2 separate regions of the Mus musculus genome follow, and region 2 is linked to region 1. Evidence: chromatin loops called from intact Hi-C (ENCODE). Cell type or tissue: left cerebral cortex. All regions are shown on one strand. Links, peaks and the distances in the headings refer to the core of each region. The heading gives the core; the rest is flanking DNA. Region 1 has its middle 3.2 kb from the start of Gm28166. Region 2 has its middle 20 kb from the start of Gm23949.

Region 1 (2,911 bases), core at 253-2,752:
GGAGGGCAGACGAGACCTCAGTGCTCGCACCTGCGGTTTGTATCTAGTCTCTCAGGCATCAGGCCCAGAGCACTGAGGTTTTTCAGGCTATTGAACGAGTCTTCCCTGCATCAACTGCCTGGAAAGAAGCAGCCGGGACAGGAAGGAATGGATTTCTGCTAAAGTCACACAACCATGAAGTCCTCCCATCACCCAGGGAAAACCATGCCATCCCAAAATGGGTTTGTCTACTCTGTCTGAGAAAGGACTGTAGTCATCCTACTGAGACTAAGATGTGAGCACACACCAAGTCTCCTCGGCAGCAGACTCCAAACTGAGAGGAGTGACAGCCTCGGCTTGGCTCCCCTCTCTCTTCCTCCCCTCCCCACCTCTTCCCACTTCTCACAGGAAACCACATTCTTTGTACTAAGAATGAATAAAGAGCGGGGGAGACAGCTCTATCAGCACGCACGAGGGTCTGCGTTTGATCCCTAGAACCCATGTGCACACATGGAATCCCCATGTTGGGGAGGTGGAGACAAGTAGAGGCCTGGCAGCCTCGTCTGCTTGGTGAATTCCATGCCAGCCAGGGACTCTGTCTCAATAAAAGGGTGGATAACTCCTGAGGAATGACACAAAAGTGCATGTACTCTAACACATGCGTGTGCGCACCCACCAGGCAAGCTGGTGGAGGACGGAGTCACGAAATAGCAAAAGCTCTCTTTTGTGGACTTGAATCTTGTTGCATGGAATGTGTTATGTTAGGTATATACATTTATTTATACAGCATGCCAGGATCTGCTATCCTAAATATTGCTGCAATGACATTCCCTCTGTCTCTGTCTTTCTCTCTTCTCTTCTCTTCTCTTCTCTTCTCTTCTCTTCTCTTCTCTTCTCTTCTCTTCTCTTCTCTTCTCTTCTCTTCTCTCCCTTCTCCTCCCCCTTTCCTCCCTCCCCATCTTTCTTTGTTTCTTTTTCTCTCTTTCTTCTTCTTCTGTAGCTCAGGCTAACTTTGAAATGGTGTTCCTGGCACCTCAGCTTCTCCAAGTGCTGGGATTACAGCTGTGCACCACCATGTCTGGCCTGCATTGTCTCTCTCTCTCTCTCTCTCTCTCTCTCTCTCTCTCTCTCTCTCTCTCTCTCTCTCTCTCTTAAAATTTGATATGGGGTCTTTATTTATAGTCCAGGCTTGCCTGACACTCATGACAGTCCTCCTGCTTCAGCCTTCCAAGGCTGGGATTACAGATGTGTGTCTCTATGCTTGGCTTGCAAAGGCCTTTACACAGTCATGTATGTGTGGAATGAGAGCATGTGTGTTGTCTCATTGGGTCTCATTTGCCTCTCCAGTCTGTCCCTCTGTTTTCTTTTCTTTGTGACCCAGCTTTTTTTTCCTGACATGGATGGCTAGGACTTCAATTCTCCTTCGATATCTCCTTCCCTTTTCCAAGTTAAAATATTTAACCATGATGTTATGGTTCATAGATCCTCAAAGAAATAGTGAAAGCAAAATTTTTTTCTTCCCTCTGTCCTCCTTTTGAATATTTGTAAATTACCTGTATTAGCAATATTTGGCTTTTTCCAAAGCAGCTTTGGAGGGTGCGCCAGAGCCAGCTGTCATTCCAGCGGTTGCCACTAGGTGTCAATAGAGGCCGTGGTAGTCGGTTCAGGACCATCGGTTGATTTGGTTGGGTCCCTGCGGATTTTCTGAGTCCTCTCCTGTAAAATAACAAATGTCCGTGGTGCAGAGCACTTTCCTCAGGAAGTACTCTAGGGAGCCCGGGAGTTTGCATACGAAGGCGAGGAGCACGAGGCTCCTACTAATGATATTCCATGCCGACCGCAGTCGCTCCTAGGCAGGGCCTGGCTCTCCTAGCTTTGATGTATGAGATTATTACTGAGTAGTATGGTGGCCAAGCGATGCTCTGTGGGCAGGCTGAGGACGCGAGTCCTGCGTGGGCTGCAGAAATGTCGCTGCAGAGCACGGACCCGGTGGAGGAACCGAATGTACAGCCTGGACCCGGGCAGGACTGGAGGGCGGACACTCTCAGTGTGTGCTCAGCGCCACCTTCCTGGACGCCAACGCCAACGCCAACGCCAACGCGGGTGAATGTTGGCTGCGCCCTCCAGGGGTTGCAATGGGGGTTGTCACTGCAACTTATAAACAGACTCCAGGCATCTTTCATCTTCTTAAAAAAAGTTCTGGCCAAATTCCTCCACTCTCCACTCAGGGCTGCAATGCTTTGCTTCTAAAATTTTCCTCTTACATTAGGATGGCATCACCAGCTTGGGTCTGTCCGTAGCTATTTTCTCCTAATTAAAACATTCCCTCCTGGAGGGAATGAGAAGCAAAAGACTTAGAAAGCTGGCCAAATTTACAAGAGTGAGGGAGCCCAGAAAATAAGATCCACAAGGTCCCAGCTCAAGGTTGTAAGTTTCAGTAAACAGTTGCCAGGAGAACCAGAGAGCTTCCTTGAGGCTGTCTGTAAGCTGTGCAGAGAACTAGCGTGGTTGCAGCCTTTGTGAGCTGCTGCCCATACTCGGTGGGCTTTCCCATAATGTAGCTGCTTTGGAGTTCTACCTGCCCTTCTAAGAGACTCCTCCCTGTGCTCCTGCGAGGAACCCTGATAAACTCTCTGGTCCACCAAGTTGGACTTCACTCGAATCATTATTTTGGTTTTCCATCTGTTTCTGGGGTGAATAGACATTTATATTATGGTTCCTCAGGAAAAACTCACACGATGCAATGTGTGTACGTGTGTGCGTGTGTGTGTGGGGGGGGTAGAGAGAGACAGAGAGACAGAGAAACAGTGACTGAGAGGCAGAGAGGAGAGGAGAGGAGAGGAGAGGAGAGGAGAGGAGAGGAGAGGAGAGGAGAGGAGAGGAGAGGAGAGGAGAGGAGAGGAGAGAGTGATATGCTTGCCTATTCTACTCC
Region 2 (2,911 bases), core at 254-2,753, 680 kb after region 1:
AGAAAGTCTCTCCTACCGGAGTTCCATATTCAAATTGATTCTATGAAAAATACTATTCGCACGAAGTAAAAAGACGCATTACAAGAAAAACATAAATTGTTAAAATGTCAAATGACTGCTTGGCTTATTTTTACTTTACTTCTGAGACAGAGTTGTGATTAAAGACTGGAGTGAAATGTTTTAAATGAAAACAAAAATAAGAATATTTAACTGGCAAGAAATGAGAAAGGCAGCTTGGTAGAAAATATCGGAGAGGCCCTCCATTTGGTCAAGAGCATAAATGGCTCAGGTATTGAGACTAGGCCTGTTCTGCTTGCATTACCAAAGGGATACAGAGCATACGTGCAAGGGTAGAGATCAACTTCCTGACCACAGGGCAGGCTGCAGACAGAGGCTAGGCATCCTTAAGTAAACTAGCAGACTGGGTGGAAGAAAAATCGCAACCACTCTCTGTTGGCCGGTTTTTATTGTCGTTCTTATTCACGTGTCTGGATGTTTTGTCTGCAGATAAGAATGTGCACCCTGTGCATGGTGCACATGGAGGTAAAAGAGGGAGTTGAATGCCCCAGAACTGGAGTTACAGATGTTGGGAGCTGCTACATGTGTGCTAGAAACCAAACATGGGTCTTCTCTGCAAGAGAAGTGCTCCTGACCATGTGTTGATCCATCTCTCCAGCCCTTCTTTCATGGACTTTTGATGTTTCCCATTTAATTATACAATTGTCCTTAACTAAACACTACTATTACCTCTGTTTTAAACTCAGGAAAAGCAAGACCTTGGAAGAACATATAAGTTGCATAGAGATGCTAAGGTACTAAGATCGAAGGTACTAAGAAATAAAGCTGAAATTCAGACCCAGAATGCTCTGCTCCAGACCAATGCTGTCTGGCTTCTTTAGTAGCCACATGTGAACTCAAGAAGAAAGCCTGCTTCAGCTCACCCTACACAGTAACTGTGGTCGCCTGCTTCAATAAATGGCCCTCTCTTTACAATGGAGTGGGCAGTAATTGAAAAGAAAATCATTATAATCTCCCAAGTGATCATGACCATGGACAGAGCCATTCTTTCTAGACTTGGAGTTAGAATAAAGGGCCTATCATCCAACTTCTCTGCTTCACAGAAAATAAGGGGCTCTTGAGTGTTAGCATGTTGTCTTAAAAGAGAACTGTGCCCACAGTGACCAGACACCTTGAAAAGAATTTAACCAAGTCAGTCACTGAAAAGCTCACCTACATTCCCCCAGGTCACTAGCAGTGTGATTAAGGGATCCAGGGGGGTCTTTCATTTGTCCCCTCTATCTCACTCTTCTTTTTCATTTGAAAAATTGTAAGTTCTCTATGGGGTTTCCTGAATCTGGATCCAAGGCTGAAATTTCCTTTCACTTCAGACTCACACAGAGAGAGGAATAGAGATGAGAATGAGGAAAACAAAATTCTATTTTTCTGAACCAGCAATGTTTACACCCAAGGCTCAGCGGAGACACAAGAGACAAAGTTCTTTTGTCTGTGCAACAATAGCCCCCGGGGAGCTGGTGCCGTCCTGCTGGGCAAGGTTGCCGCGCCAGCCCCATTGTGTAAGATGTGAGTGAGTGTGTCGATGCTTCTGCCGCCAGAGACTGTTGTGTGCTCAGAACAGTGCCCATTGTGCCCATCTTGCAAGAAGGACTTGGGCTCACCGATGGAAAACACTCACTGTCACTGTCCCCTAACCTCCGCTTTGCCATCCAAATCTCACGTTATGGATATAATCCAGACCTCTGTCATTTGAGGTCCTCTTGCCCTGTACTTCTGAAACAAAAGCTATTATACTGCACCATGAAAAAAAAAAAAAAAAACGTGGACGTGCAGACATAAAGGGGCCTGGAACACCAGCCTCCAAGGGAGCTCCATTTAAAGTTTTAAAATCAAGGAAAACAAAACACTTCCGATTAAAAAACAAGCTTCCATGCCTTTGAGCGCGCACGCACACACACACACAGGTGCATTCATGAGAACATTTCATCAAAATGCTCAGGACAAGAGAGAGTGACCTGTCCTTGCTTTCAGACGCAGAGAGGTGTAGTTGGAGAAGAGGGCCAGACAAGAAGGAAGCCTGAGCTTGCTGAACAAGGCTCGTTCCAATTAATGGGCTCTAACACAGGCAGAAAGGGCACACTTTAACTAAGACACATGGCAGGCAGAGAATATAATCTCTGCACAAATGAAGGGTGCAACCCCACTTTCTTAAAACAGCTTCTCACACCTCTAAAACAAACACAACCAAAAGCAGGTCATATTTTCCTCCCAGTAAGGGAGGCTCTGTGTTCTCCACAAACACCCAGGACACCACCCTGGCAAAGTGGTAGCTATACTGGGTTTGTCATTTAACTCTCTAAGAATCTCAAGGTATTTTGAAAACATAGGGGGTGGGGACTAGGTGCAGGAAATAACACGTTCCTCAAGTCCAAAATGACTCTGAGAAATCACTTGAGGCTCACTCCAGGTTTTAGCATCACATTCTCTGCCTGCAGGACCCAGGGAGAAAAGATGCAGCATCTTCTTAAAGCCATCCAATGCTAAGCATCACACGTCTCCCCAGCCACCCATTCTTAGACCAAAATGTATGTCTACTGCTTTCCTCTTGCAATCCTTCCACCTAGGAACCCTTCCTGCTTGCATACCCTTGCCACCTTCTTCTCATTGTCTATCCAGTTCCTATTTCACAACTGATCTTTAACACACACCCTTCCGTCAAACTCCAGCAGTGGATGAGTGAGGAAACCCCTTCCCTACAGGCATCTGCCTTGCTCTTACTGCAGACATCATCAGATGGTCTTGGAACCTTTCTCGGTGGCATTGGGAGCTGCCAACAAGATGCCCTTTGGTTAATTGGAATTCATGCTAATTCTGTGACCTATCACAGGGATAGAGG

The links. Peaks named below come from ENCODE experiments on the same cell type or tissue, not always from the same donor. Only the 100,000 strongest peaks of a DNase experiment are listed, where the experiment ranks them.
Region 2: a loop joins it to region 1, with 2.4 times the contacts of the local background. A loop is called at or near these places in 3 of 42 quality-filtered maps.

The regions. Positions count from the first base shown.
Region 1 is chr9:100,445,297-100,448,207 of GRCm38, reverse strand. No RefSeq gene overlaps it. Among named protein-coding and RNA genes, the nearest start is that of Gm28166, 3.2 kb to the left of the region's middle. In left cerebral cortex, for the core only: CTCF peaks have their summits at 1,603 (motif pointing right) and 2,140; a DNase peak (open chromatin) is centred at 1,658; H3K4me3 peaks cover 621 bases.
Region 2 is chr9:99,769,541-99,772,451 of GRCm38, reverse strand. No RefSeq gene overlaps it. Among named protein-coding and RNA genes, the nearest start is that of Gm23949, 20 kb to the right of the region's middle. In left cerebral cortex, for the core only: no CTCF peak of the experiment used is centred there; a DNase peak (open chromatin) is centred at 1,577.